4 separate regions of the Mus musculus genome follow, and all the other regions are linked to region 2. The links are chromatin loops, found by intact Hi-C in ENCODE. Cell type or tissue: left cerebral cortex. All regions are shown on one strand.

Region 1 (8,000 bases), 56 kb before region 2:
ATTAAAGAATTGTGTCACCACACTTGGCTCTGCTCTCTGTACTTTATTTATGAATGAATGTGTGTGGCCTGATTGAGAGATTGCTTGGGGGAGAGATATCAAACAGCATTTACCTCTTCTGCAAGGGTTTCTTATATGTGCAAGTCTGGTTTTAATCCCACACGGGAGGTTAATGTGCATAGGAGAATAAGCAGAGATGTTCAGTTGTTTCGGTGCCCTGATAAATAAATGTTCTAAGGTTGGACTGAGATGACTAAAGTAGAAGAATGTTATGAAGAGTGGATGAGTGACAGCTAATCAGGAAAGCAGATGTCTGTTTTGAGGAGAAAGTGTATTTAGAGGAGACTTCCTAAGGATTTCAGACTTCTATGTAATCCAACGAAAAACTATTACTGGGGGTGTTGCTGTTTTGAGACAGGGTATAGTGGAGCTCAAGCTGGCTTTGAGCTTATGACATAGCCTAAAATGACATTGAATTTCTGATCTTTCTGCCTGCACTTACTGAGTGCTAGTGTGCTCCGTGATATTTGGTTGATGGGGATAGAATCCTGGGCTTCATGGTGCTATTATGATTTGAATGAGCTGCCCCCCCCCCCCCCACCCAGTCTCTGGCATTTTAATGCTTGGTCCCCTGTTGTAGATGGCTTCGTGATGGCTTAAAAGGTATGGACTTGCTATAAGAAGTATGTCACTGGTGATGGGTTTGGGGGGGCTTAAAGATTTGTGCCATTCAAGTTCATACTCTCTGCTTCTGGTTTTGTAGTTCAGGATGTGAGCTCTCCGTTGCTGTTGCAGGAGCCATGACTGCCTGTTGCCACATTTCCTTGTCATAATTGTTGATGATTGACACATCTCCCTGGAACCATAAGCCCCCAATAAACCCTTCCACAGATGCATGTCTACTGCCCTTGGAGACCAGAAAAGGGCATCAGATCCCCTGGAATTTGAATTACATTCTGTTGGTGACCTGGTGGGTTTGGGGAATGGAATACAGGTCTTCTGGAAAATCAGTCAGTGCTCTTAACCACTGAGCCATCTCTTTGTCCCTCAAACCCTTCATTCTATAAGTTGCCTTGTGTTTTATCACAGCAATAGAAAAGTAACTAATTCCTATGCTAAGCAAGTACTCTACTAACTGAGTTGTCTCCCAGCACTGCAAAGTACTTACTGTGCAATATGTCAGCAAACAAAACAATTATCACCAACACCTGTGGAAATTGAATTTCAGGAGACTGGCCATAGCCATAATAAATAAGAATATCACATAATATGTTAATATGCTGGTCAATATGTTTACTAATTGGTTAGAATATATTCTGTACTTGATCATACATGAATGTACTGGGCCTGTGGAAGACCTCTGTCATCCTAGCTACTCAGAATGGTGAAACAAAAAGGTCACTGGACCTAGGAGTCCAAGGCCATCCTGAGCACCACAGTGAAGTGTGTTGTGTATGCACGTGTGTGTGTGTGTGTGTGTGTGTGTGTGTGTGTGCGTGCGTGTGTGTGCACACATGTGCATGCTCATGCCAAGGACCAACATAAGCTTGGAGAGGAGTTCTGGGGAAGGGGTGTTCAGGAGCACGGGAAAGAATGACTCAAAGTCAAATTGTGGGTAAAAGCTGATGGGCTTGTAGTCTGCCTGAGATGGCAGCTACAGCTCTCTGCAGATAGCTCTTGGCTCTGTATTCTGCTCGAGATAGCTTTCTGCTAGAGACGGCTCCCTGCTTTAGACAGCTCTCTTGTACTAGAAAAAAATTCTTGAAGAGCTGTGTTTGCTCTCCAAGGAGTTCTCTCTGGGCAGCTGCTAGAAAAAAATTCTAAAAGAGCTTTAAACTTTTCTAAAAGAGCTGCGTTCACTTTCCACAGTACTGCTTAGCTCTTCCTAGAAAAAAAAAATTTTAAAAGAGCTGCTATGGGTCTCTGCTAGCTCATCCCTTGCAGACCAAAAGCCCAGCCTTTTATTTACATATCAATTCAGTCACTTACACCAAGTTCTCTTTTCACCCTCCCATAAATCAGCATTCCATGATTGCCCTTTGACTTAGGAAAAAACAGCAAGTCTTTCTTCCTTCCTTCCTTTCTCTCTCTTTCTTTCTTTCTTTCTTTCTTTCTTTCTTTCTTTCTTTCTTTCTTTCTTTCTTCATTGCAAATGAATTCAGAGATCTGTCTGCCTTTTTAAGCATAAGCAATAAATTTAGCTGGGTGGGATCCTGTCCTGAGATTACCATTCTGACCATGCCTGGACCTAAATTCTCTCTGTCCCATGCTGACCTTGAACTCAGGAATCTGCCTGCCTTTGTATCTTTCTGACAAGCTGGCTCCTAGTGTAGCTGCCTCTGTTCTTTTAGGTTCATGATGCCCCTCATACAATTTGTATCGCATCCTTGTATTTTACATAGTTGAGAAATCCTGTTTATATATATTTGAACTCAACTTTTCGGAGTTCTTTCCCACAGCCTTAAGGGTTGTCCTAAAGGTCACAGTGTTTACCACTCTTGCTAAGGACATAGACACACCCTCAAATCCCAGACTGTGCTGTTTCTGATTATCATGGTGTCATTAACCTTGGCAGAGAGAACATTCGCCTGAAGGAGGAACATAAAGTAAAAAATATATGTTTTTATACGCACATGCCCAGCAACCATCAAAAGTCATGGAGGCCTTTGTCCTGCTGTCTCTTCTCCAGGGGCAAGAAGCCATATCACACCATCCCTTCCACATGGCCAAGCAGGACTCATCATGTGTGTGTATGCACATCTGTCTCTGTGTATGTATATGTGAGTACATCTGTGTATGTGTAGGTACATGTTTCTCTGTGTATGTGTGTATACATTGTATACATTTGTCTCTATGCATGTATGTGTGAGAACATCTGTCTATATATTGTCCATGTGTGTGTGCATCCCTCTGTATGTGTATACATCTGTCTCTGAATATTTGTGTGCACATGTCTCTTTGTATGTACATGTATATGTGCGTCTGTCTCTGTGTATGTGTGTGTATCTGTCTCTATGTATGTGTAAGTACATCTGTGTATGTGTGCATCTGTCTCTGTGTATGAGTGTATACATTTGTCTCTGTGTAGGTATGTGAAAGTACATGTCTATGTGTGTGTATCTCTCTCTCTCTCTCTCTCTCTCTCTCTGTGTGTGTGTGTGTGTGTGTGTGTGTGTGTGTGTGTGTGGATTTTCCTATGCATGTGCATGCTCTCCATGGATCTATCTCCTGTTTCTGGTGCTCTGGTGGGTCCTCAAGTGACACTGAAGTAAAAGGGCAAAGGAAGGCTTGGGAGCACATGTAGGAGACCCAGTTTAGGTTTCCTGGAAAAGTGAGATTGGCAGGATGATGGCCAAGAGCAGGTTCCAATCTTTGTAAGATTTCTGGGCCTATGAAAAAACTTCAGATCTTACTGAGTGAACAAGAAAATGGTTGTAGTATTAGACTTCCCTCAGAGTAATAGAATCTGACTTTGGGAAGACAGCATTTACATATGTAGCCTAGACTAGCCTCAGAGTTGTGGTCTTCCTGCCTCTGTCTGCTTTTGTTTATTTATTTGCTTATTATAAAGTCCATGTACCCCAGGCTGGCCTTGATCTTGTTATATAGCTAAAGATGAACTTGAACTTCTCATCCTCCTGCCTGTATCTTCTAAGACCTGAGGTTACAAACATGCAGTGCTACACCTGGTTTATGCTGAGGATAGAACTCAGAACTTTGTGTACCAGGCAAGCACTCTACCAACTGAGCTACATATCGCTTAGCCTCTGACTTATGATAATTTGATTTAAGAGAGGTAGTGTGTGAAGAACAGGGTGGGGTGGGGGTTAAGTGATGTGCAAGCCCGAGCAGAGAAGCCCGATGTGCTGTTGGGATAAGCCAGGTGACATCCAATATTAAGCCTTAATCTAAATCTTGAAGATGACTCTGACATTCAAGTGGATTACATAGTGTTAGTCAATGTCTTCCTAATTAGGAAATATTCTGGATACTCCCTGCCTGGAAGACAAGGAAGAAGGTAGGTGGTGGGCAAATACGGATGTGCAAGCTTTAGACGTCTGCAAAAGCACAAGGGTCTAAGAAGCCTCAGCCTAGATAGGAATTTCCAGAATAAGAAAATGGTTGGTTTAAACTAATGCTAAGTAGCTACTGACATATCCCAATCTGGACACATTCCTAAATACTGTCCATGTACCATGCAAGCAAGTTTATTAATTTTGCATCATTCAATCATTGCTAAAAAACAGACAGGTCCCAATATAATGACTTGATCATGGCTTATTTGTTTTAGATTCTATGGATTGGCACTTTGAACTGGGAAAGTTTACCTCTGCTCCATATGGTGACAGCTGGAGTCACACATATGGCTACAGCCACGTGGCAAGCCAGCAGGGTTTGGCTACTCCCCGATGTCCCATTGACTGGTTTAGCAGTAGGCTGATAAGACAGAGCCAACTGGTATCTAAGAATCCAGTAGGTTAAGCCAGGCTTCTTCAGGTGGTGGCCAAGTTCTACAAATCAGTAAGGAAGTAAATACAAAACACACACACTCTCTCTCTCTCTCTCTCTCTCTGTGTGTGTGTGTGTGTGTGTGTGTGTGTTTCAAATCTCTTTCTGTGCTATTGCCCAAATCAGGCTGCATGGCCAAAGCTAAAACTAACATTGTAAGGAATATGTTGGGTTGAGGAAGCGTGGTCCATTAAGTTTGCCATTAATCCACTACCATCTTTATTAAAACCTCATGTATTAGATACTGTTTCAATGCCCTGACAAAATACCCAACAAAAGCTTATTAAGGGAGGTGCATCTTGGTTCACAGTTTGAGAGTATCGTTCATCAGAGTGGGGGCATCATGGCCATCGCTGGTCACATTACATCCACAGTCAGGAAGCTGAGAAAGACGGATATGAAAGGAGACAATATTCATCTCTCCCTTTTCCCTTTTTACTCAATCCAGGACATGAAGAATGTGCTGCCCATATTTAGGGAGGGTCTTCTGTCTTAGCCCAGTCTATAAACTTCCTTACAGATATTTGTCTCCTAAGTGGTTCTAGGTCCTGTCAAGTAAACAATCAATATTACGCATCCCATCCTGTGATGAAGGTACTATTAATATCCCCCATTTTAAGGTAGTTTGGATAGTATGTGTTCGTAGTCTCGACTACTAGGGAGGCAAGTATGGGAGGATTGTTTAAATCCAGGAATTTGGGGTCAGCATGGGATATAAAGGAAGACCCAGTTGAGGTAAAGTCAGGGATTCCCTCTTTTGGTTGAGAAACCTAAGTCTAGTAAGGCACTAAATAACCCATAGCTAGTACAGGGCAAAGCCATCATGTGAGGCACACACTGTATTCTGAAAACCACAGGTCTGACTAGAGGGGTGAGAAGGGACAACTTCAATGGATCTTGAACCCTAGCAAATCCTCCCCTCCAGGTGACTGACTGCAGACTCCAAGGGCTGGGTAAGCCTTAGGCAGCAGTGGGTGGAAGATCTGTGGGCTGGGGTTTCTGGGAAAAGAAAGAAAGAAAAGCTTCAAACAAAAAATAGCATCAGAGTCATGGGCTGGGAGAAAACCCTGAATCAAACTACAGAAGGCAGATGGTGCCAAAAATAGAAGTGGTGTCTCCAAAGTCGGCCCAGAAGGAGGTCAAGAGAACCTAGCAGAAATCGGTGTGCAGCATGCGGCTGCCAAAGGACTCGCCTCTCACATTGCCCGTCTGAGAGGAAGGTGTACCTAAAAATCAGTAACTGTTGTTAGAGTGATTTTCTGGGATTGTGGTCAGGGTGGCAGAGTTGAAATCCACTTTCTCCTCTTCTGTGAGGGTGTGTGAGGAAACCCGGAATAGAGAAGATGCCAGAATAACAGGGAGCAGCTTTGAGCAGCCTCTGAGTGTATTTATAGATATCAAGCACACGAAATACGCCCACATCATACTCCCTCTCCCCAGGAATCCAGGATGTGTGAGGGATAACACAAGGTGTGCGGTTAACAGTCTGTACCACACACAGGATGGGCGGGGCGTAAGCATTCTGTAACATTTCCTTTTTAGTATCTGACCACTGTTCCAGCAAAGCCGGGAACTGACTGATTGGCAGGCACACAGACAGGATTGTTTTGAGTGTAAGATTTTTCTGTTTTCAAACATTACAACTGAGGTGATGTGTCAGACATCTCTCAGGCCAAGATGGCTATCCACTGTGACCTCTAGGGACTGGGTGAGACTGTGACCCCAACCCACCAATCCTCCACCCACTTCTCCCTAGCAAGGCGGTGGGTAGGACCACATCATTTTTACCCCATACAGCTCTCTGATAGCACTTCTTACAGTAAAACTATATTGATTTTTCTGAAAGTTGAACTGGGGATATGGCTCTGTGGGGAAGATTGCTGCTTTTTAAGAAGCAGGGCCTCAACTAGAATCCCTAGCACAATGGGGCTGTGGAGATGGCTCAACAGTTAAAAGCCCTCTTCCAAAGGACCCAGGTTTGATTCCCAGCAGCTACATAGTGACTCAACCACCTGTAATGCTAGATCCAGGGGATGCAATGTCTGCTCCTGGTCTCTGCAGGCACTGTGCATGTATGCAAGTGACTCACGGATATACATGCAAGAAAAAAACACCCATGCATATGCAATTTTAAACTCCTCGGCCCTCAACATAAAAAAGAAAGAAAGAAAGAGAGAAAGAAAAAAGAGAAAAGGAAAGAAAGAAAAGGAAAGGAAAGAATAGCCAAGCATGACTGTGTGTGCTTGTCGCTCTAACACAGGGGTAGAGATAGACAGACACTAAGGAGCTGACAGACCAGCCAACCCAGACAGAACAGTGAGCCTCAAGTTTAGTGGGAGACCATGTCTCCAGGCAATCAGGCCAAAGGTGATCAGAGAAAGCCAACTGATGTTCTGTTCTGGTCTCTGCATGCTCCAATGCACACGGCCCCATGTGTGTACCACTCATACATACACATATACAAAATTTAAAAGAAGAATAAGGCTATTTTACTGGAGGTTTTTGATGGGGTGGGAGGCTTGACTGTGTAGCCTGGACCTTTGGCTTTGGAAGTGTGTTGGTGGCAAGTTAATAAACTTGCTTCCTATTACTGGTATAAAGACCATGACCAAAAGCAACTTGGGAAGGAGATGGTTTATTTCCACTGCAACTTATAGTTCATTGTTGGGGGACATTCAGGCAGAATGCGAGGCAGGAACCTGGAAGGGTACTATTTTACTGGCTTGTTTGCATGGCTTGCCCAACCTACTTTCTTTCTTTCTTTCTTTCTTTCTTTCTTTCTTTCTTTCTTTTTTTTTTTTTTTTTGAAAACAGGAGTTGCCTTTATTTTTTAGTCAATATTTAAAAACATGCCTTTAAAATGATAGTCTCATTTTCATTTTTGCTTTTGTTATTTTAAAAAGCACAGACATTGTAAACAATGTAAAATATCTTGATGTTATAGTATTATTATATGACTAGTTTATAATTATAAAGCTTTTTTTAATTACGTATTTTCCTCAATTACATTTCCAATGCTATCCCAAAAGTCCCCCACATCCTCCCCCCCCCCACTCCCCTACCCACCCATTCCCATTTTTTGGCCCTGGCGTTCCCCTGTACTGGGGCATATAAAGTTTGCAAGTCCAATGGGCCTCTCTTTCCAGTGATGGCCGACTAGGCCATCTTTTGATACATATGCAGCTAGAGTCAAGAGCTCCGGGGTACTGCTTAGTTCATATTGTTGTTCCACCTATAGGGTTGCAGTTCCCTTTAGCTCCTTGGGTACTTTCTCTAGCTCCTCTATTGGGGGCCCTGTGATCCATCCAATAGCTGACTGTGAGCATCCACTTCTGTGTTTGCTAGGCCCAGGCATAGTCTCACAAGAGACAGCTATATCACGGTCCTTGCAACAAAGGCTTGCTAGTGTATGCAATGGTGTCATAGTTTAGAGGCTAATTATGGGGTGGATCCCTGGATATGGCAGTCTCTACATGGTCCATCCTTTTGTC
Region 2 (8,000 bases):
TTGGTCTTGCTGTGTTAAAGGAAACTTATTTTTCTGGTTTGGTTAATACAGTCCTATTTTCGTGGCTTGCTTGTTTGTTTAGCTCTGACAATGGAACCAAAGGCGACATCGTAATGCTAAGACCTATCCTTAGGTGCAATTTTGGTGATTTTTTATTTTAAGACAGGGTCTCATAAAGTTCCCCAGGCTAGCCTTGAACTCCTTGTGCCATGAAGGCAGGCCTTAAAACCTGTGATCTTTCTTACCCTCCTAGCGTAGCTGGGATTAGAGGCACCAACCCCATCTTATTTTTTTACATTTATCATAACAAGCATAGTATAAGACTGTCACACTGAGCCGTGTCTTCTAATTTTTATTTTCTCTGAAACTTCACTTCCTCCTTCCTTCCTTCCTTCCTTCCTTCATTTATTTATTTATTTATTTATTTATTTATTTATTTATTTATGTGTTGGGTTTGCAGGCACAAGCAGAAGCCAGAAGTGGCCATTAGATCCCCTTGGCCTGGAGTTACAGGCGGTTGTGAGCCACCCAACACAGGTGCTGGGAACTAAACTGTGGTCCTCTCCAATTGCTTGCAACTTCTGAGCATCTGTCCAGACCCTTCTTCTTCTTCATCCTCAGCCTAAGTATCCTGGAATTGCTCCCAAGACGTGCAGACCCAGGGAACCCCAACCTCATGTCCCCTTTCTCTCCCCTACCAGAAGACACGGTGTCTCAAAAAGGTAACCTGTCTCAAAAAGGATCCTTCAGCTGCACCTGTCAGACTTAGACCCATCTGATAAGGAAAAGCAATAGATAATAATGGCAGATCCCTGGTCTCCCAAGCATGTTTGTTTTTGAGCTCCCAGTCTTACTTTCACAGCCTCATAAGTGTTGGGATTATAGGCATGCATCACCAGGCCCAACACAAACCTTATTTTAAGGTGATTTTTTTCCATTATGTTTTTTTTTAATGTTTGTGCCAAATAAGCTTGCGTATTTGTATAATCATTTGTTTGGGGGCTGTCTGAGAACCGTGATCCAGTTTCAGAAGTCCTCAGACACAGAGAGCTGTCTCGCTGTTGTCGAACTTGGTGCCTAAAGCAGACAAAAGCAACAGAAAATAAAACTAAACTCTATTTCAAAAAAAAAAAAAAAGCCCAAGTTATAACCAGAATGATTGAGAAACTATATTAAGCAGAATAGAGGGTTCTTTCCTTAGAAAATTGATTGCTAACCATCTCTATTTTTATTGCTGTCTCTGCTACATTTCATGGAACCATTTCGTAAGACCAGAACTACATCACATTTCTGGATTCAAGCTGCTTTTAGATATTCCCCTAACAATATTGCAGGCAATTCCCAGGCACCTTGGCCCATCTGTAGAGACTTGTGCAAGATTTGTTTTTAACTCAGCACCTCCCAGAGAGAGGCAGTTCTAGTAGAATCAGGTTCAGATTGCTTTTAAAGAAAGAGCTCCACGATGTTGCCCCTGCCGGTTCCCAGCTCCTGGATTCCAGATCTCTTTCTGCCTTGGTCTCATTTTAGCTAAAGCACAGGCTCTCTCATCCAAATCATTTTGGGAAGTTTTTTTTGGTGGGTGGGTGGGGGAGTAACTGAAAACAGGGAATCACACAATGGAGGTCAGCACTCTCCCACTGAGCAGCATCCTCTCAGTCCATATGCTCAAAATATTTTAGATCTAGAGATGTATCTCAGTGGGGAGGCAAGGTTTGATTCCCAGGACCAGGAAAGAAGAGAGGAAGAAAATCTTTTAATATTTTCTCCCTTTTATAATTACATGTGAGCTCACACATACGTGTACACACATGTGTATACACACACATACACACATACATACACACACACACCCACGTATACACACACACACACACACACACACACACACACACACTTGTGCACGTAGAGATTTGCCACAGTCAGTTCTCTCCTTCTACCATGTGGGTCCCAGGGATGAACTGAGGTCCTCAGTCTTGGTAGCCAGCACCCTTTCCTGCTGAGCCATCTCACTGGTTCCTTAAAAAAATTTTTAAAAGAAAATGAATGAGGAAGATAAAAAAGGATGGAGTGGGTCTCATTTCAGTGAAAAGCATAGATGGGGATAGCTTACAACTCAAGCACCCGTTTCTTCAGTTTTATCTCATTATTCAATCATAAATGCCAATCTTTCTTTTTTGAGCAGGAGTGGGAGGGGCTGAGACAGAATCTTATAATACTATCTTGCATGACCTGGAACGTGCTTTGTAGACCAGCCTTGAACATTCTATGATCCACCTATCCATGCCTCAGGGGTGCTGGGATTACAGACACGCACTGCTGTACCAAAGAGATGATGAAGAGAGGCTTCCTGTTTGTAACGAATGAAAAAGAACAAAGGTGAAGACCCACGAAGGCAGCTGTGTGGATGGATGTCAGGCTGATGAGCAAGCTGAAGTCTCAGAGTCTGATAAATTGTCAGGTGGAGGTTCGTGTGAAGAACAATATACAGGAGGGGGTGCAGGATGTTCGCAGGAAGACTAGGAAGCAAATATTAGTTACCTGGGCGTGGTGCACACCTGTCATCCAGCACTTAGGAGATGGAGAGTGGAAAACCAGGGACAAAAAGCCAGCCTCAGGCTGCAGAATGAGTTTGAGGATAGCCTGGGCTACATGAAACCCTGTGACAAAAAAGAAAAAGAAGCCAGGCAGTGGTGGCACATGGCTTTAATCCCAGCACTTGGGAGGTAGAGGCAGGGGGATTTCTGAGTTTGAGACCAGCTTGGTCTACAGAGTGAGTTCCAGGATAGCCAGGGCTATACATAGAAACCCTGAGATTAAAGGCGTGTGCCACCACTGTCCCACTCTTTCTGAATTTCTTAAAAATAATAGATACAAATATGAGGTAAAGTGTCAGGTTCAATCTCCATCACTGAAAAACACAGTTTTAATATGGTTTTAAGTGTTAAACAAATTAAAGACATTTGAATGCTGATGATATATCAATCCCTAATTGAAGCCCTGGGTATTCCAGTGGAAGACATTTTACACAAATTATTTGTCTTTATTAATTGTATATTATAGCCAGTTACAGGGACACACACCTATAATACTATCATTTGGGGCTAGCTGAGACAGGAGGAGTGTAGGTTTGAGGGTAGCCTGGGCTGAACAGTGAGCCTCTGTCTCAAAATCAAGAATAAAGACAAAAATGTGCATGGTAGAGATCTGCTTACCCACCACTTCTGCTCTAGGGATCTATTCTGTGATGGATCTCAATATTGTATTGAGTCTGTTCGAATTTTTTTCCATTTTCTTTTAGTCATTTTCATTTTCTTGGGATGACGTGAAATAAAGCACAGGCTGGCTTTAAACCTATTGTTTGACCAAGGATAGCCTCTCTGAACCCCCCCCCAAGTGCTTAAGTGTTGGGATTATGAGTGTGAGTCACCACGCTCAGCTTTCTATACATCCTAAAACCCACATAGCCACAAATAAAGTCCTGCCCGCATTCTCTATCTTGAAGAACAACTAGCAACATGGTGTGATAGAGTACAGATAGGGAGCTAGGGGGCCAATCAAAGTCTGACATCAAAAGCTGGGCATGGTGACACATGCCTATAATCCCAGCACCCAGGAGACAGAGACAGGACAAGGGAATGCAAGGCTATCTTCAGCTGCAGAGTGAAAGGGCCAGCCTGGGCTACACGAGATTGTCTCAATTAAAAAAAAAAAAAAGGGATAGGGAGGAATCTTGGCAGGAGACACAGTGGGAAAGAGAGGTGGGGGAGAACAGATATGTATGCCAAAGCTATAAGGAAAGCCATTACTGTACATGCTAACCTAATAAAAAGGCAATAGAATGAGCATGCATCACCAAGCCATGTGTAACAGATGTGTGCGCCTATGATATCTGTGTGCAAAAAACGAAGTGAGGGATATGGCTGAAACTGTCAGTGGCGGTTAACTCTGGAGGAAAATTAAGAGTGGGAATGAGGTAGATTATGATCACCCCCTTATAAATTTAGTACTGTGTGAACCACTTGCAATGATAACATATTTGTATATATATATATATATATATATATATATTTTAATAATAGATAAGGGGGGAAATAGCATGGTGCTTCAAAGAAGCCAGAAAAAAAATCTGACAGATGGCCTGTCAGAACAGTGGGGTGGGAAGCAAGCATTAGGAGGAAAACATAGGAAAAAAATATCAAGTCAATATCCTCAGTTAATTAAAAGTAAAGTTAGAGAGAGAGAGAGAGAGAGAGAGAGAGGATATCAAAATAGCCAGAACCTTAAACCAAAGTAGAAAATTAGAGAGACCTTGAAGCTGTGCCCTGTGACCACAGCTCATTACATCTGTGATTTATGAAGATTGTTTTGTCAAAACCCGAGCACGGAGAGTGTTTCTTACAGCTCTATTTCAAGAGGCTGGGAGGCATCGTTTCATTTCAACACCCAAGAGGAACAATCATGAGCCAAGAAAGATTTAAATATCCCCTGAGACAAGAATTTTGCCTGCCAACTTTTAAGGAGCTGGGATTTTCTTGTCATGATGAAGGGAGATGCTGGGCACAGAATGGATTCTCAGGAAAAAGTCAGAGACTAACAGGGGGGGGGGGTGTGCCTTGACAAGTCAGGCATTTTATTATAGTCTAGTATTTATTTATTTATTTAAAAACCAACAACTGTTTTGTTTGATGCACGCTATTCCAGATAAATATCACATTCTAGTTCTTGATCTTTAGCTGTCTGTTTGAATTTTCATATAACTCCTGTAGCCTAGCAGTTTAGATAAAACGACATCTCAGGATTATCCTAGGTGGCTCTCACAACAGGCCTAGCTGGTCCCGGGTAGAAACAGTGAACGTGTTTGGTTTTTCCTCGGATCGTATCTGTGTAGTGGTGTAAGGGATAGACAGTAGATGGTTCGTGTAGGAGCAGAAGACACGGGATGGTAAGTGAGGTACAAAGGCTTAGTGAACTAGGTAGAGAGGAGGTGAATGAGCGGCCTTGCATTCGTCACAGGATTTTAAAATCTGTTGTGCAGATATGGATAAAACGCAGCTGTCACACTGAAAATGGAAAGGCTCTAATTTACACGGTGTTCCACCAGATGTAATATCAAATACTTGAAATTCTATTACTTGTGAGGAGGGGGCAGAAGCGTCAGGTTCAGGGTCACCCTCTGCTAGATAGGGAAGTTGAGGCCAGTCTGGGCTACAGACAAACACAACAACAACAAAAACCAAGCAAAGTAAAACAAATTACAAAATGACAACTGCCAATTCTTGTCAAATTATAGATAAACGTGAGGGTGGACATGAAGGGGGTGGGGTGCGTACAAGCAAACCATACCAATGTAAGTGCAAGAGGTGGGCGAGCGGTGGGAACCTTGTCATTCCATAGCTGTGTTTGTTCCTTTTCTTGTTGCTGTAACAAAAACAACCAACGGAGGGAGGTTCTATTTGGTTCAGGGTTTTAGAGCATACCGTCCAAGATGGAGGGACAGACATGGCTGTAAAAGCCTAAGCAAGCTGGCCTGTTGAGTATACATCATAAATCAGACAGACATAAGTGCTTCTACTCTGCTGGTGTCCTGTTTTCATTGCTGAAGCTGTAATTTAAAACAACAAACAAAGAAACAAACAAATAGTCCTGGCAAAAAGCAACCTAGGGGAGAAAGGTTTTAGATTAGCTGAGAATCCAGTTCTAGTCCTCACTGTGTAAAGGCACAGAAGCTGGAGCCTGCCACCGGTGGCTATATTTACACCCATAGTAAAGCACAGAAAGAGGGTGAATCGTGTGTGCCAAATACTCCGCTCATCTTCTCTCCTCTTATAGAATCCAGGACTGAAGCCAAGAGAATGGCGTTGCCCACAGTGGACTGATCTTCCTACTTAAATTAGTGCAATCAAGACAGTCTCTCAAAACATACCCACAGGCTGACCTAGGCAGCTTGGTAGGTGATTCTAGATCACATGTTCACATGTGTAGCTCAGGATGGCCTCAAACTTTTGAGGTAACCAGATAAGATCTTCTGATGCTCCTGCCTCTACCCCTTGAGTGCTGGGATTGCAGATTTGTGTCACTGTGCGCAATCTATGTGGTGCTAGAAACCTGGGCCTTTGTGGATGCAGACGTGCATTCTAGCAACCGAGCTATACATTTCCCACAGACAACCTTTTACAAGTGTGCACACATGTGTCTTAGAATTTCTATTGCTGCAATGAAACACCAAGACCAAAAAGCAAGTTGGGGAGGAAAGAGTTTATTCAGCTTACACGTTCAGATCATAGTCCATCATTGGAGGAAATCAGGGCAGGAACTCAAGCAGGGATGGAACCTAGAGGCAGGAGAGGATGTGGGGGAATACTGCTTCTGCTGGCTTGCTCAGTGTGCTTTCTTATAGAGCCCAGGACCACCAGCCCAAGGACAGCCCCATCCACCATTTGCTGGGTCCTCCCCTACTGATCATTAATTGAAGAGAATGCCTTTCAGCTGGATCTCTTGTAGGCATTTCCTCAACTGAGGCTTCTTTGTCTGTGCTGACCATAGCTTGTGTCAAGTTGACACAGAAACCAGACAGTACAACACGTGTGTGGGGTGTCTGTGTACATATGTGGGCATGGGTGTGGAATCCAGAGGTTGAAGTTAGACATCTTCTACTACTTTCTACCTTATTTTTTTGAGATGGAGTCTCTCCCCGTCACTAAACATGGAACTTATGGGAGATGTTTTCAGCTAGGCTCGCTGACCAGCAACTCCCTGGGATCCACCTACCTCGAGCACCTCCCAGCACTGGGATTACAGACACGTGCCCAGGTTTTGCACAGGTGCTGGCGAATCAGAACTTCGGTCCCCATGCTTGTACAGCAAGCACCTTACACACCAAGCCCTCTCCCTGGCCCTCGTACACCACTTTTCAAATCCCTTCTTAAGGCAAACTGTAACAAACTAGACTCCTGGAAGTGATGCTGTGTGCAGAAGTGGGCTTTGTTCAAGTCCTGTAGGCTCACATCTGCATAATAAAGGCATTTGGCTTCTGCTCCCGGTAGCTCTTCATTATTTAGATGATAGGACGGAAAACTCTAGTGGACACCTGAGATGCAGCCAGTAACAGAGCCTCTGTTATCCTGAGTGCTAGTCCCTGGTCAGCCTTCCTGTCAGCTCATCCAAAGACTACAGCAAACAGACCCATGTCTTTTTTTGTCTTCAGGCTGAGTCTCTCTATTTCGGCCAGGATGGCTTTGAACTCATCACCTGCGATGCTGGTATTAAAAGGTGTGCACCTTCACTCCCAGACCAAATCTTTTCTTGTTTCAGTTAAGACTGAGTAAGCTCCTTGCTTTCTTCAAGTCTGAAAGAAGACACTGAACATTGTGATTTTGTTTGGCCTTTTGTGGGGGGCAGGGGTGGGGGAGGTGTCGAGACAGGGTTTCTCTGTGTAGCCTTGGCTGTCCTACAGCTCGCTCTGTAGACCAGGCTGGCAACATCAATCTTCAATCAAAGCTGACAGTACTTTTTTTTTCCTGGCTAGAAGTTGTAAAGATAGAGAAATGTAGAACTCTGAAACATGAATCATCATTTATATGGACTGAACCTTGAAGATTATTATAACATGAACCCCATTTTAAAAACAAATTCTGATTTGTTGTGTTTTATGTGTATGAGCATTTGTATGTGTTCCGTGTGTGTGTCTGGTGCCTGTGGAGACCTGAGGAGGGTATTGGATTTGGAGTTACAGGCAGCTGTGGGCCACCAGGTGGGTGGGAACTGGTCCCTGATTCTCTGCAAGAGCAATAAATGCTCTTGACTGCTGAGACTTCCACTCTAGCCTGGCCACAGTTCTTGTTGTTATTGTTGCTTTGTTTCACTTATTTGTTTTTGGACACAGGCCTTATATAGTCTAGGCTGGCCTTGAACTTTCTATGAAGCTAAGAATGGCTCTGGATCCTCCCTCCTCTACCTTCCTGGTGCTAGGCTTTTACCACCCCACCCTGCCAATGCAAGCC
Region 3 (8,000 bases), 67 kb before region 2:
TGGAACTAAAAATCAACATGAGTTGCCATTTTGAAGACTTTGTTAAGAACCAACTAAAATTAAATCATAAAAACAATATTTCTAGCCATGTTTTCTGAGGCACACTGATTCAAGGCAATCTTATTTCTATTATGCTTAGAGATACAGACTTTTTTTAATACCAGGAGGGAAAACACCGGACACTCTATTTTGAGTTGTAACCACTACCCCCTCAACATACCTCCTATACTTCCTACGCGCCTATTCTGGTTTATTAGATTCAACAAACTATTTGCATAACTTATTTCATTTACTCTCTATGCTTTCCTCTGGAATACAAGCCACATGAAGGCACAGATTTTAGTCTACTTAATGATGATCATATCCCTAGGGTCAAGCAGCATATCAAGCATGCATTACGTATTCAACAGATGTTACTGAATGAATGAATGGATACTAAAACATCTGCCTCTTTTTGTATATATTCCAACTCAGACTCATGCAGTGTACCTTTTGAGTACAGCTAGGTAGTTCCTTTTATTTGTTGCCTTACTCTTGGAAGTGCATCCACAATGCTTCCAACAAATAATAAAGTTATGGAGAAATGTTCCATGTCTTTCTGTCAGCCAAACATTCAAGACCCCTTCTTCAGCGATCATACTATGACCAAAGAGTAGACTTGGGAAGTCATTAGGTCTGACAAGAAGGTTAGGGCAAGAGTTTTCCCTTTAACACATTATAATCAATGACAGACACACACACAAAATAAATCGAATATATTAAATCAAAGTAGATAAAAGAATATGAGGGGTGTTGGAGACACAGTTCAGTGGGGCAAGTACTTGCTGTGCACGTGTGAGGACATGAGATCAAATCCTTAGAACCCACATAAAGCAGAACAGGACCCAAGGGAGCACCTGTAATCCAAGTGTACCCTACAAGTAGATGGAAGGTAGAGACAGCGCTGAGACAGGAGAGTCACTGAATCTCAAAGAGCAGCTAGCCTTGATGTACTCAGGTGCAAACAGCAAGACACGCTGTCTCAAACAAGGTGGAAGATGATGACTGACCCCCAAGATCACCCTCTGACCTCTACACACATGTAGCATGCACATGCTCATAATCATAACATACTCACATGATGTTTTGCTGAGCCAAGACCTATGGGAGGAGACATGATGTTTGGAGAGAATATAAGAGAAATCCAGTGGACAGTGATAGGGCACTTGCATAGCTAGCTGTGTAACTCTTCCGTGGTCTCGAGTCTTTGCTGATTTTCACTTCATTGAGAGAGACACAGCAGTGAACTCTTGGCATTATGGCTGCTCCTGGTCTTTCCCACTGACTTGTGTCTATTCAGCGGAGACCTGGTGGTTTCTACTGGATGGTGCTACCATTGCTGATTCATGTTTGGTGACGCTTTTGAACTGGACTGTTGGTATCTTAATAGTACTTAACTGGACTGCTGATATCATGACAAACACAGATTGGAATTTCCCACAAAGAACTACTTCTAAAGAGGTCTACAATAGCATTGGACATGTAAATGAGGAAAATACCTAATAAAAATATTTTTTAAAAAAGAGGTCTACATCCCCCTGTCCTATCCTGCTTACCATCTTTCTCCCTACCTTTGGATGGTGGGCTAGAAGGGGGTCAGAGCATTTCAGAATCCTTATTAAAGTAGGTTTTGAAAAAATCTAAGCCTACACATAAACATACACAAAGAGACAGATTTAAAAAAAAAAGAAAAGAATACAAGATACCAAAATCTTTGGGAAATAATGTGTTGAATATCTATGAAGTAGGAAAAGAAAGTATGTTTAGTCACTAGAAAGAAGGGAACACATTATCCCAAGGATGAAACATGGAGACATAAGGCTGAGGTGTGAATGTTCCTGGATCTTGGACGACTCTCAGACTTTCTATAGAGCAAGTAGGTAATTCTTGAATGATTGTGTCAGTGTGTGTATGTAGGCATGCGGGAATGTATTTGTCCAGGTACTGGGATAAGACTGGAAACCTGGTTGTACAAATAGGAGAAATTGGAAATGAGATTTGTTTTTAAAAAATTACACAGACTCATGACATATTGAAGCGTGATGTGCATGTTGTACAGGAAAGGAGACACCAAAGGAAAAAAGATGGCGTACACCTGAATCAATCGATGATTTCTCATAGGAAACAAGGAAGGTAAAATGGGACACAAGGTTAACACATTGGGCATGAAAACTTGATGATTCCATTTACAAAACTACGAAAACCACATGGGGTGCATGAGAGTGACAGTGTATCTTTTTAGGCCTGTGGTGGTTTAAATAAGAACGGCCCCCAAATGCTCATATATTTGAGTACATAGTGGGTGACATTATTTGTTGGAGTAGGTATGGCCTTGTTTGAGAAAGCTTGTCACTAAGGGTGGGGTTTGAAGTTTCAAGGGCCCAAGCCAGGCCCAGAGGCTCTCTCTCCTCTCTGTTGCCTGAGGATCATGATATAGAACTCTCAACTCCTCCAACACAATGTCTGCCTGCATGGCACCATGCTTTCTACCATGCTGAAAATGGACTAAACCTCTGAAACTGTAGGCAAGCCCCAATTAAATAAGAGATTATTAAAAAAAAAAAAGTGGGGCATGGTGGTACATGCCTTTAATCCCAGCACTCGGGAGGCAGAGACAGGTGGATTTCTGAGTTCGAGGCCAGCCTGGTCTACAGAGTGAGTTCCAGGACAGCCAGGGCTATACAGAGAAACTTTGTCTCGAAAAACCACCACCAAAAAAAAAAAAAAAAAAAAAAAAGAGTTTATAAATTTCCTTTATAAGAGTTGCGATAGCCATGATGTCTCTTCGCAGCAATAGAACACTGATGAAGACAAGACCTATGGGGTTTTAATCATAGCAAGATGTTTCAATGAAATAACCAGAAGAATTAAGACTCGTGATATAAAGACACAATAACCACAATAACCAGTTATTAGCCCCGGCAGAAAGAGGTAATGCAATTTTGTTACTGACTGAAATCTCTTTTCCAGCCTGTTTTCTACATTTTTTTTTTCGGCATGAGTTGATACCATAACATTTCTTTAATTGTTCATTTTTAAAATTTAAGTAAATAATGCATGAGTATATCTTACAGTAGAAATTCAAACTATAGCTTGGAGAGCCCCTCTCTTAACCTTTCCTCAAATGTGGCATGCATCAATCATACTCCCTGTGTCTTCTCATGAGTTTTTGTATGCAGTTCCATCATAGGAGTTACCTAAAGATCTACCTGGGTTTGCATTTGTTTGTCTCTGGTAAGTGGAATCATGCCGTATGCTACCATCAGCTATCAGCAGTGGCTAAGGAAACTTTACTGCCAATTTGCTGTAGCTGCAGGGAACCCAGGCAGGGAAAGCTCAGCTGCCAATTACCAGTGCATCTAGGATTTAAACTCACACAAATAGAAAGGATGATGGGCATGAGACGGTAGACTAAAGCATCAGGTTGAATAGCGTGTTGCCTGGTAAGGATGCCCCATCATAGCTGTACACCTGGGTACCACAGAGCATCCCAGCCCCTCCCACAACACATGCACTTTCTCTCAGAAATCATTACATGTGTGACTACATGTGGATGCACATGCATGTATGAGTGCAGGTGCCCTCATTCAAATGGTACACAAGTAGAGGTTAGATGACAACCTTGGGTACCAGTCCTCAGAGTTGCCTTCCATCTTGTTTGAGAGAAGAGCTCTTGATGGTCGTCACTGCACATGCCAAGCTAGCTGGTTGTTGGGCTCCAGGGGTTCTCCTGGGTTTTCCTCCCATCTCTACCCATATAAGAGTGCTAGGGTTACAGTTGTGTCCTACTATGGTGGCCTGATGTGTGTTCTGGGGATTCAACTCCCCTTCTTATGCTTCTTTGGCAAGAGTGGCACCATATGGGCTCCAGGGATCAAGCTCAGGCTGTCAGCCATGGCATCAAGGTGCCTTTGCCCACTGAACCATCTTCCCAGACCCAGAACTCTTTTTATTTATTCATATCAATTTTTAAAGACAGGGTCTTGTTCTGTAACCTAGGCTGGCATTGAATGCCAAGGCAAACCTGCCTCAGCTTCCCAGGAGCTAGGATTACAAATGTATGACAGATACCATGCCTGGCTTGGAAATAGCATTTTTATGATTTTTTAAAGGCTTATTCTTATTATTTTTAATTATATATATATGTCTGCATGTGGGTATGTGCACATGAGTGTAGTACCCTTGGAGGTCAGAGGCATCTGACCTTGGAGCTGGAGATTGTGAGCTGCCTGGCATGATGCTGGGAACCCAACTCCAGTCCTCCAGGAGACCGGCAACTGCTCTTGACTTCTGAGCCATCTCTTCTGCCCCTTGCTTTAAATTTATAACCCAACACTCAAAGTCATCGTCTCCCCAGGAAAAATGTGGACGCTCTATTGGGTTTTTCATTGCCAGAAACCCTTCAGTTTTCTATTTTTTGATACCTCTTCTTCTAGCCTGTGTTCTTTCTTTCCATGACGTCTTTCATTTCCCTTGCCTTTTCAGAGGAGACCTTGAGTGAGGGGGCAGCAGACCTGAGGTACCTGGATCTCTTATTGGTCAAATGGTGCTGAAAATTCATTATTTTTGTGTTTTAGTTCCTGGGCAAGCGTCCCAACACCATAGTAATTACATGCTTACTTATAATAATGATGTACTTTAAAGCATGCTTGAATATTGCAGCAACATGCATCTTATTTAGCACAATCCACTTTTACTCTTCTAACTGTGAGAAGCTATATGTATTCATAATTATGGTTTATTTGAATGTGTAGTATTTTTAGAACAGTAAAGTACCATATTTTGGGGGGGCGGAATGAAAATAATTTATGTATTTTTAAATGAACTAAGCTTTTTAATGTTCAGTGTCTAGGATAATTTTAAAATTCATTGGTTGTTTTTTTTATTATAAGCCGTGAATAAAAATATCTTTATACAATGAACCTTATTTGAAATATCCATGTCACGTGTCCACCGGTAGCTATTTTTGCTGTTGTTCTGGTTAAATTATCTTTGAGAGATTTTTTTTTCTTTTATTCTGAATTGGATGCCAAGGGTTTTGTTTGTTTTTTTTTTCTCACATTTATTTGTTTGTATATTCGCACAGGCCTGTGCCACAACACACATCTAGAGGTCAGAAGACAACCTGTGGGGGTTCCTTCTGTGATGTGGATTATGTGAACAGAGAAATAGGTACCTTTACTTGCTGAGGCATCGTATTGACCGCCAAACTTTTTTTTTTTTTTTTTTTGGTAAGTGGAAGTACTAAAAACCATTTGTTTCACCATAAATAATTAATTCACATAATTAAACTCAATTGTGAGAAAACTTTCTGAAATGCACTCAAAGACTCATCTGGTTCATTCTCTTAATTTTACATGGGAGGATGACCTTTTAAAAAGCTATCCAGACGCCAGGCAAGATGGCTTGCCGAGTAAAGGCACCTGACCCTAAGCCTGATGACTGAGTTTTTCCCTAGGACCCACAAGGCAAGGAGAGAACGGATTCCTGTAAGCTGTCCTCTGACCTGTACACATGCCTAGTGCCACGTGTGCGGGGTCACGTACGCACACACATAATAATGAACTTCTAAAAATTCTAAACGGACGTCTGAGAGCCAAGCCCATGAACCTCTCATCTGAGAATCAGAGGGACTGAACCAGGGCTTCCACGTTCTGCTCTCAGCTACATAGACGGGTTTGAACCTGGCCAGACTACAAGTGACCCTCTCTCCAAAAAAGAAAATAAAAGAGTGGCCTTGTCAGACATCAATGGGAGGAGAGGCCCTTGGTCCTGTGAGGGCTCGATGCCCCAGTGTAGGGGAATGCCAGGGCAGGGAAGCAGAAGTGGGTGGGCTGATGAGCAGGGGGAGGGGGAAAGAGATAGGGGGTTTTGAGAGATGAACTGAGGAAAGGAGATAACATTTGAAATGTAAATAAAGAAAACATCTAATAAAAAAAGCTATGACTTTGAAAAACAGCAATTAAGGGTGTATAGTGGGGTCTAAAGGATAAAAGGGAGTGGGAAATGATGTAATTATAACCTCAAAAAATAATTTAAAAACTACTTCGATTTAAATACCAAAAAAAAAAAATTACATCTAGAGAATATTCTGGATTCTGAACTTCCTTTAGGAACTCCCTGCACTGTCTTACAGCCCCTTTGGAAGATGTAGCCCGTAGTTCTCTTGTTTGCAGTGGAGGCAGATTTGAAAAGCGTCTAACCTGGGAGGAACAGCCTGCCCACCCGAAGGAAAGCTTAGGTATACAGCTAAAATTACAGAGGGATATGATTCATGTGGGAAAACAAAAGAGGAGAATTTGGGGTGGGATTATCTCAGCAACACTTTCTGCAAGAGATATAATTTGGTCTGCACTTTGAGTGACATAGACAACTCAGATTCATAAGGAAGAGAAGAGCCACGTTCATTGAGAGAGGGTAGAACAAACAAACAAACAAACAAACAAACATGAGAGTCGCCAAAGACAGAGGGTCTGTCCTGTCTTAAGTTGGAGGTAGAAAATGAGGTTGGACAACGAAGGCCATGTGCTTTCACAGGGGTCCACGAAAGCTGGGATGCTTCAAAGTGATCTATTTGTACACAGCTAAGGCTTTCAGATAAGGGAATTGCTTATTTGTGAGGTCCTTAGTAAGAACAGTGGACTTACTCAGTAGTAAGTAGCTGAGGTGGTGGACTAGTTAGGATTGAAGACATTTATCTTTGTAATAAGTGTTTTGAGGGTTTTTAGATACAGGAATGTTTTCACCTGCATGTATGTCTAGGCACCATGCATCTGTAGTGCCCATGCAGGCCCAAACATGGTGTCATTGAGAGACAGCCTCTAGCCACTGTGTGGGTGCCGGGAATCTAACCCAGGTCCTCAGAAAGAGCAGTCAGTGCTTTCAACCACTGAGTCACCTCTCTGGGCCAAGAGATTTTAATTTTAGTATTGATCTAACGGTATTAAGTCTGATAGGCAAGGCCTTACCACTGAGTTTCCTACCACCTCCCTCCAGGGACTTGGGGGATCAATGGAAAGAAAGGTATTGATGAAGTGACCATTACATATGCACCAAGCGACTTTAAAAAGAGATGAACCTTGCAACACATATGCACTTCTATGAATTCACTCTAGAGAATTAATTATAGATGCACTTGAGTCAGCTTCCAAAAAAATGTTAAAAGAACATATTTACATAATCATAAATTGAAAGTCCAAATTGGTCATTAGGTGATGGGATTCATATTATTATAATAGTACCACATAATGAACTACTATGGGACCATTATATTGACAAAGTGTAATGATATTTAATGTTATAAAAGATGGCATCAATATTTTGAGATTTATTTGTATGGGGTGAGTGTGTGTATGAGAGAGAGAGAGAGAGGGAGGGAGAGAGAGAGAGAGGGAGAGAGAGAGAGAGAGGGAGAGAGAGAAGCACATGTGTGCAGATGCCTTCAGAGACCAGAAGGGTGTCTGATTCCTTGAAGGCTAAACTTACAGGCGCTTGTTTACTGCTCAGTGTGTGTCCTGGGATGCAAACGAGGGTCTTCTAGAAGAGCAGCACGTGTTAACTGCCAAAGCATTGTTTAAAGGCAAATTAAGTTATAAAACACTGTATGTTGCTTGATACTGTATATGTAACAAAAGAAAAACAACATCTGTATGTGTACATGGTAAATTGAAAAAAAAAAATTCTGACACAGTTTGGTTGTATGAAAGTGTGAAGTTTTTGGCTTCTGCTTTCCTTTCCGGCATGTCTTATCCTACCATAATACAAAATATTGAGGAGAACCATGACTCATTAAAATGACAACTTCTCCATGCTATTAAAATTCTAGCAATGGCATGGTGGCACACACCTGGAATCCCAGCACTCAGGAGGCTGAGGGAGAAAGACTGTGAACCTGAGGTTAGCTTTGACTACCTAGGGAGACGCTCTCAACAAAAAAAAACCACCAAAGCAATCCAAAACAG
Region 4 (8,000 bases), 76 kb before region 2:
CATACACACACAAACACAGACACACACGAACACATACACACACAAACACACATACACACACATACACACACATACACACACATACACACACATACACACACAAACACACACAGACACACACACATACACACACAAACACACACATATACACATACACACACATTGCACATAAAATAAAGATTTAACAAAAAAATGTTTAAAGAAATGATAGCTACTCTGCTTCAATATTTATGACTAATGAAGTGAAACCGAGAATGTACTCCAATGGGCTTTATGATAGATGGGCGTACAAACGCTAAACTGCAGGGTTGGCAATTCACCATACTCAATCTCCAAGAGCCCTGGTTCTGCAGGCAAGAGATGCACTACAAAGCATCAAGCTTCAACAAATTACTTTGTTTCTGTGACAAAATAGGGGCAATGAAGCAAGTTTTCACAAACTTACATTTATACTACTAAAGTACTATCCCTTCGGAACCTTCCTTCTATTGGAGAACAGTATTACAATAGCCTTTGATAACTGATAATGACACTTGCTAATAACTCTTCAACAGATACTTCTTGACTTGGCAAAACCAGAAACTTGGCAACTCTATCCTGGACTTGACTTTTTCCTTTAAACAGATCAAAGAAATCCAAAGACCTGAAACCTTTGCTCTGATCCAACCCATCTTTGGAGGACTAAATGCCCTTAGAGCATGGATGGCTAACAAGTTGTCTGGCTGTGTGGTACACCTCTGATGACAGGCATTTCCAGTGATGCAGGATCCCACTGAGAACAGATAAGGTGGCAGCTCAGGCATGATTACGCTGCTGAATGGAGAAAAAGCAAGACCGTAAGGCCAGGAGGAGTAAGACAGCTTGGGGGAAGAAACAAGAGCTAAGAAAACTATTCCAAAAGGGATGTCAAAGGGATCCACACAATCCCAACTTTACAGGCTTTGTCAGCTTAATAATTAGGAAACCCCTTCATGCAAATAACCATAAAGGCTAATATATGAAGAGTACCGCGGAAGTCAAGGCTGTTTAGCTCTCACTCCGTCTGCACAGCCCACTTACCACCTCGAATTCCCTGACTCGTTCATTGATACCTAATTTTCTTGGTTGCACATCTTTCAACCTGTGGTCTTACTATTACCTAGACCTCCAACTGAAACAGAACCTGAATGCCACACATACTCAAGTATGCAAAAAAGACAACTGGAAATACGACATATAGTGGCAATCAATGAGACTTCTCAGAAGATGAGAAAAAGTTGGAGGCAGAGTGGAAAAGGCAGAAATCAAAATGAGGAACTAAGAATGCAGGCAGAGATGCCTACCAACCCTCCAAGACAGCCTAAGGGAAGAAGGGTGAGACCAGAGAACAATGCAGCCTTGACTCTTAGAACAGAAGCCCAGACAAGCATCATGAAAAGTGCCAGGCAGAGACAGGCATCCAAGAATTTGCACACTGAATGAATTACTACACAGACACACAAGAGAATTCTGAGTCTGCTTCCATCCTATTACCTAAGGCCCTTTAAGTCCAGGTCAAACGTCTCTCTTTGCCTTGAAGCTCAGGCTAACACTCAGTGCTTAAAAAGAGGTGAGTGCTCCCAGTGAGTGCTCCTAACCTAGCTCTAGCCAGGAAGCCCCAGCAAACAACTCCCCACCCCCACCCCAAAGACCTCACCTGCAATTGCTTACAGCAGACAGCATGACCCAAGGTAAAAGGGAGTTAAAGGAAACAGACACAAAGAAGCCAGAGGGTAGGAAGCCAAGACCTGTGTGTCTAATCCATAGACACCTAAGCAGCAAGAGCACAGGCTCTAGAAGAGGGCTTGAGTCTTGGACCTACCCAATGCAAATTAAATGTCTTTGTAGCTTTAATTAAGTGCACACAAACAATGCAGAGGTCTTAGCAGCTTTCCAGCGACTGCAAGGCTACAACTGTTTCCTCCTCAGCACCCCGGGATTCCTCCACTACCTCAAGCCTCCAATCTAGTTCCAGAACTACAATCGAAGCAACAATAGCAAAAGAACAGAGCTGCTCATCTTATTCAGTTTTCCGACTTAAACCATTTTCTATGCCTTGGCTTGCTCTAGGGTCTGTTTTCCACACCCATCTTTTTTTCTTCTGAACCTTCATCCTAAGGTCCCCTGGTTCTCTCCAGTTCACTCTGCTTCCAAGGTGGGGGGTGGGGGGGCTGCTAACATGTTTCCCAGGGGGCTCAGGAAGCTTTCCCAACCTTCTGGGGAGCGTGAGCAGATCAGAGCCTCAAAGCTGCCACCATCTGCAAAGCATCTGATCCCTTGCTTTTTCTATCATTTCTATGAGCCCAGAAGGGGCAAGCCAAGACTCACCCACTCTTCAGATCCCCACGACCTGTTCCACTCAAGCTCAAAACACTGCACATACAGAAACTGTGGATCTATCATCCCATGTGATCTCATAAAAGGACTCAAAATACAAAATACAAAAAGAACAAGAAAAAGAAATGTTCAGCCCAAACCAAATATCCTTATTTTAGCTGGAATCCTGCCAAATAGGCACAAGAGGCTGGTGACGACAACGGTGATAGAAGGAAACTGGCTAGCCGAATCTCATTGAAAACCGATAAGGTTCCATGAATCAGATCGAATGAAAAGGTTCACCCTTTTTGGAGAGAGGTTTGTCTGCGGTTTGAAAGTCAGATCCAAAGGACTCTGTACTCCTTCATAAAGGTTAAACTGATGAAGGTGGCGTGGGGTGGGAGTGGGGGTGGGGAGGACGAAACGTTCAAACTCCCGAAGATTTACAGGCCACTTTTTCAAAAAACAAAAATCCTTGTACAGAATAACATCTTCCACATGATTTTTTTCTTTAAAGCTCTTATTTCTAGAAAGTAATTTTGTTGCAGGTGATCTTGAATGCACTTGGGCACCAAGGAAAAAAGACACCTGTGCCTAACAGGTCGGTAACACTACCAACGTGCCCCGGGTACCAAGGGAACGAGAGATGCTCTGATTTCTGGATAAAAGATTTTCTGCAGTGCCAGGTAGGAGATCACATGCCCTAAAACGGCCGCAGCTCATTTGGAGTGATGTAAAAGCTCCTTGGATATTAATTTTATTAGAAATTCCAAGAAGCAAGCAACCTCAGATTGCATTCATTTTAGACTCCAGGCGTCTGGTACTTTCCAGTTTCCTCTCGCTCCCTACTAGCAAGGGGTAGGCGAGATGGGCAGCAGCAGCCCATGCATTCCGGGGAGGGGGGAGGTGGGGTACCGACAGGGCGATCGTAGCCCACCACCACCACCACCACCACTCCCCGCGCGCGCACACCCCGCCAAGCCCCACGCACAGCTCCATCCCGAACGTTCAATTCGCCCCGGGACTAAGAAGCCCCTACCCACGGCCGGCCGGCCTGGCAGAGTCCGGTCCCGCGGTCGCCCCCCGGACTGCGGGCGCCGCGCCCCGTCACGCCCCGCGCCTCCCCTCGCCCGCCACCCCCCGCGATCGCGGCGTGTCCTCCGCAGCGCCGCGCGCCCTCCGCAACCGTACAGCCCTCCGCCGCGCGCCCGGGCGCCCGCTCACTCACGCGGGAGGCAGTGGCGGCGTCTCCATTGTGGCTCCTCGCGGGCTTCAGAACGCAGGCAGCGACCGCCGCCGCCAGCACCATACCAGCCGCGGACGCCGGCACTGTCCGCCCGCCCAGCCCCGTTCCATCCGCCCCGAGGGGGCGCAGCGCTCCTCACCGCGCGCCACCACCTGCGGCGGCGGCCCCCGCGGCCATGGCCCGTCGGCCCCGCGCGCTCGTGTGCCTGGCGCGGCTCCCGCGCTCCCCCGAGTGCCGGGCGGCGACGGCGGCGGCGGCGGCGGCGGGACAGGCGAGCGGGCGAGCGTGCTGCTCGGCCACTTCCGGGTTCTCCCGGCCGGCGCCGGCGCCGTGACGGGCGGGCGCTGCGGCCTCCCGCGGCGGAGGGACCCCTCCCTCGGCGCCGCCCCTTCCTCCGCGGCGTCTGGAGGAGGAGGCGGCGGGCGGACGGGCGAGCGCGCGCCCGCGGGGGAGGGAGTAGACCCGGGGCCGAGGCTGGGAGCTCGGAGGCGGGGAGGGCTCGCGCGGAAGGGGTGCTCTCCGGTGCACCGCTTGCTCTGATTCACCGGTGTGTTCACATCCTTGTCTTGGCGTCCGAGTGCCTCCCCCACCCCCGTGGGGATGCGGGGGAGGGCAGACCATTCACTGCCTTTCCGAAGGGGGAAACCGAGGCAAGACGAGATAGATCGGCCTGACCAGTGTCCCAAGCCCGAAGCTAGCGGGCGTCTTTCCTGGGTGTTCCTAATCTGGTCCTTGGACAACTGAGTTGAGCACCTGCTAGGCTGAGCTTGGGGACGTGACTGAGCAAACGTGGGTCGTTTAGCTTAGCTAGCTGCCCATCTGGACGTGATAAGAGAAACAATGAGCCCAGGATGTCCACTGGGAAGAAGAAGAAACGGCGGTGAGATAGGGCGTGCTGTTTGATGAGGAACGGTCCGGAAGGCCTCTTGGGGTATCAGTTAAACAAAGATGAATTAACATGAACCTTGAACCACTCAAGGGGTGGGTGAATGTCCAGGGCTAAGGCAAAATCAGTGAAGATCCCTGTCAGCAAGATGCCTGTCACATTGAGAAAAGGCAGGAGGGTTCCGAATTCTCCACCAATGCCTGCTAGCGGAAGAAACACCTGGGAACTTAGAGATGGGAATTCTTCAGTTCCACTCCAAACTTACTGTCTAGGCACCCTCGGGGTAGAGCCAGGATTCCAGGCTTGAAGGAAGGCAAGGTCTGAGACTCTCTACTTACTGTAACTGAGGCAGTACTAGACCATTACTGGCCAAATGGTTACCGTTAGTTGTATAAGTGATACACTCGCGGAGGGAAGGGAGCAGGCAAGTTTAGTCTAGCCAAAATACAAAAGAAAGATGGCTGAACTGGAGTCAGAGGGATTGAAAGAAGTGGTCAGATTCTAGATGATAAAGTGCTCAGTAAGAATTCCGATGGATTAGGCTTCAGGAGAAGTAGCGTCCGGAGTGAACTTAAATTTGGAAGTTGACCCATGTAGATCGTATGTACAGTCACAAGACTAGTTGAAATAAGCTCTGTAATGTAGCTACAGAAAAGACCAAGACATGATCCCTGGGCCACTCCAGCATCACACGAACGGAGTGCTTGCCTGAGGGAGCACAAGGCTCCATCCCTAGCACTGCCAATAAGTACTTAAATAAAATAATTGCAAAAGTGTTGGTGTGTGCTTATAATCCCCGCACTCAGGAGGCCAAGAAAGGGTGCTCAGTGGTGACTTGTTTTAATAAAGAAAATATGCCTTGCCGTGATTAATATCTCTGCATCGTTAGGCCATTACTGATTTGCCATGCGGAGGGCCTGCATGATGACTTCCTTATGGCTCAGACAGATCCATCACTAATAATACTTCCTTAGGATTCGTGATGGATCTGTCTGAGCCATAAGAAAAGTTCCTGCTTTATAAAGCAAAAGTCGGATGAGAAAGTGGATGTGAAGCACATACAAGCTCACTAGCAAAAGGTAAGCCTGGTACAGAATGAGTTCGAAAACTATGCCTTAGCAACCTAGTTGGACTCTGTCTCATAACAAGTTGAAATAAATTAAAGAGGGGGCTATGGCTCAGTGATAGTGCCTGGCAAATACATAGCTCTGGATTCAATCGCAGCATTGAAAAGCAATAATAATAATAATAATAATAATAATAATAATTTCTAAAGGGTGTGTCAGTGTGCGAGGCACATACTTTGAGTCATAGCCCCCATTAGATCTTCCTCTGGTTCATCTTTGTCCATCACAATTTTCTGCTAATATTCTAAATGTCTATTTTTTTTTATCACCACTCCATTTGTAGAAGTAAACCCAGAAGAGTGCTTATTTTTGTGATGTTCACACAATCATGCAGGTGCCCAAGGAGGCCAGAAAAGTAGATTGGGTTACCTGGAGATGTAATTACAAGTATTTGTAAGCCACCCAATACGGATGCTAAGAATCAAAACCCCAGCTTGCTATAAGAATAGCAAACATTCTTAATGGTTGAGCCATATTTCCAGACCCCTGATTTTTCAAGATGCCCCCACCCCCCGTCAAGGGATGAAACTGTATAAAACTGCATTTATTTGTTCAATGCTTGTAAAATAAAACAGTCCCTAAGACACTAGAAGCTAAAATTAATGTGACATCGCCAGAATGGATTGCTTGCAAAGAAGATGGCACACACAGGTGAGCCAGCCCTTGGCAGTATCAGTGTCAGGAATGACTTAACTGAATTGAAATTGGATGTTTCAGTAGAGTTAGTGTCAGGATGTGGCAGGCAGAAACTTGGTGTCACAGCAAGGATCACAGGGCTGAGAAAGCCACTGTGAGGAAAAGACTCCATGCCTCTGTAGAACATCAAACGTCGTGTATTGGAAACCCCCTCCACCAAAAAGAAAGTACAAGAAAGAAAGAAAAATCACTCATTTAAAAACAGATAAGCTGTGGACTAGGGAGATAGTTCAGTCAGTGGAGTGTTTTCCTAACAGATAGGAAGCCTTGGGTTTGGTCCCGGTACCTCATAAAGCAGGGCATGGTGACACCCAACTACAAGCCCAGCACTTTGGAGGAAGAGGTAGGGTGGTCAGGACTTCAAGGTCATCCTCAGCTATATTTTGCATTCAAGACTAAACTAGACTATGTGAAACTCTGTCTTACAAAGATATGCAGGTTTATGGTGACACAAGCCCACCATTCAAGAGGCTGAGGCACAAGGGTCATCTGCTTCCTATAGGTGCTGAAGAAAATGGAAATCTTTTGAAAAGTCTTAGTTTCTATGCCACAGTTAGCCTAAAGTGTATACTTAAATAGCTGCACTATTTTTTTCCTCTTTTCTTTTTGAGACAGAGTTTCACTAAGCTTGACACAACTCTGGAAGGTCTGGAACTCCGTATGTAGAAACCATCCTGGTGTTGAACTCAGATCTGCCCCCTGCCTCCGTCTCCAAGAGCTGGCTGGGATCGAAGGTGTGTGCAACCATGCACAGGTGCACTGATTTTAAGCGCGAGTTTTTGCTTAGATCCGAACAGGTTGGGGGCTTACTATATACATGGAATCTTATGAGGCACCTGCAAACCTTCTCATGAGTCATTTGTTGTTCAGCAAGGGAATCTGACAATACAGGAAGGTGTTCGTGGTAAGCCTTACCAGGCCAGATGGGGTAATGTGATTCTTCTGCTCCAGACTAATAGAAGAACCCTCATTTCAAGATGACATTTGTGCCTGAGTTCAGTTTCCTCTACGAATGCTTGCTTCCTTGTTTTTGTCTTGAGGATACCCACTACCCCTCCAGCAGACCACACCTGCACACTACCAACCCTGTGTCAAAAGTTCCCAGAGAAATGAAAGAACATCATTTGCTGTGAAGTCTAATTGAAAAATCTGTTTGAATTGGTCCAGGAAATAGCCCAAAAATAGGTTTCACACTAATGTATATCAGGTAAGCATATTCTGTGACTTTTTAAGAAAAGAAATTGATTTAATCTATTTTTACTTGTATATATTTATATAGTATCTATTTATATGGTCTGGTGATGTAATGCCTCATTATAAAATTACCTAGAACTAAACAACTTTCTAAATGGTCAGCAGTGCTAGAGGAAGGAGAAAACAAGGCCAAACTCTTGATAAATTCTGAAAAGTACCATTTGCTTGTGGCCATTCATCTCAGATCACGCATATGTGTGCACACATACAGGAGCATCTACCCACAGCTTCTGGTTGCCCCTGCAGTGGGATGTGAGGACAGACCCCAAGCAGATTCTGAATCAGTTTGTTGAGACTTTCTCATTTTTGCCACTCTCTCCTCTTGCCCTCACTGTCTATAGACCTCCTGGATTCTTCTCCTATTCCAGGGAACATTTGCAACAATGTGGTAGCAGTCAAACAAATGATTAAGGGGTGATGCTCCAGTACATAGAATAACTTTATATTAACACACACA

What was found. Peaks named below come from ENCODE experiments on the same cell type or tissue, not always from the same donor. Only the 100,000 strongest peaks of a DNase experiment are listed, where the experiment ranks them.
Region 1: a loop joins it to region 2, with 5 times the contacts of the local background. A loop is called at or near these places in 6 of 42 quality-filtered maps.
Region 3: a loop joins it to region 2, with 2.5 times the contacts of the local background. A loop is called at or near these places in 5 of 42 quality-filtered maps.
Region 4: it touches region 2 in a loop (3-fold over the local background); 6 of 42 quality-filtered maps call a loop at or near these places.

Annotation. Positions count from the first base shown.
Region 1 is chr8:64,866,027-64,874,026 of GRCm38, forward strand. No RefSeq gene overlaps it. Among named protein-coding and RNA genes, the nearest start is that of Gm40501, 11 kb to the right of the region's middle. In left cerebral cortex, no CTCF peak of the experiment used is centred here; DNase peaks (open chromatin) are centred at 3,950, 4,363, 5,582 and 5,919; H3K4me3 peaks cover 225 bases; H3K27ac peaks cover 2,235 bases.
Region 2 is chr8:64,922,137-64,930,136 of GRCm38, forward strand. No RefSeq gene overlaps it. Among named protein-coding and RNA genes, the nearest start is that of Gm32507, 11 kb to the right of the region's middle. In left cerebral cortex, no CTCF peak of the experiment used is centred here; DNase peaks (open chromatin) are centred at 1,454, 3,556, 3,858, 4,467 and 2 more places; H3K27ac peaks cover 3,394 bases.
Region 3 is chr8:64,855,186-64,863,185 of GRCm38, forward strand. No RefSeq gene overlaps it. Among named protein-coding and RNA genes, the nearest start is that of Klhl2, 9.3 kb to the left of the region's middle. In left cerebral cortex, no CTCF peak of the experiment used is centred here; a DNase peak (open chromatin) is centred at 4,626.
Region 4 is chr8:64,846,071-64,854,070 of GRCm38, forward strand. Klhl2 (kelch-like 2, Mayven) reads right to left here and starts at 3,854. Exons shown (of 15, transcript NM_178633.3): 1 at 3,563-3,854. The coding sequence starts at 3,588. In left cerebral cortex, a CTCF peak has its summit at 3,636; DNase peaks (open chromatin) are centred at 1,362, 1,853, 2,439, 2,976 and 2 more places; H3K4me3 peaks cover 4,479 bases; H3K27ac peaks cover 4,033 bases.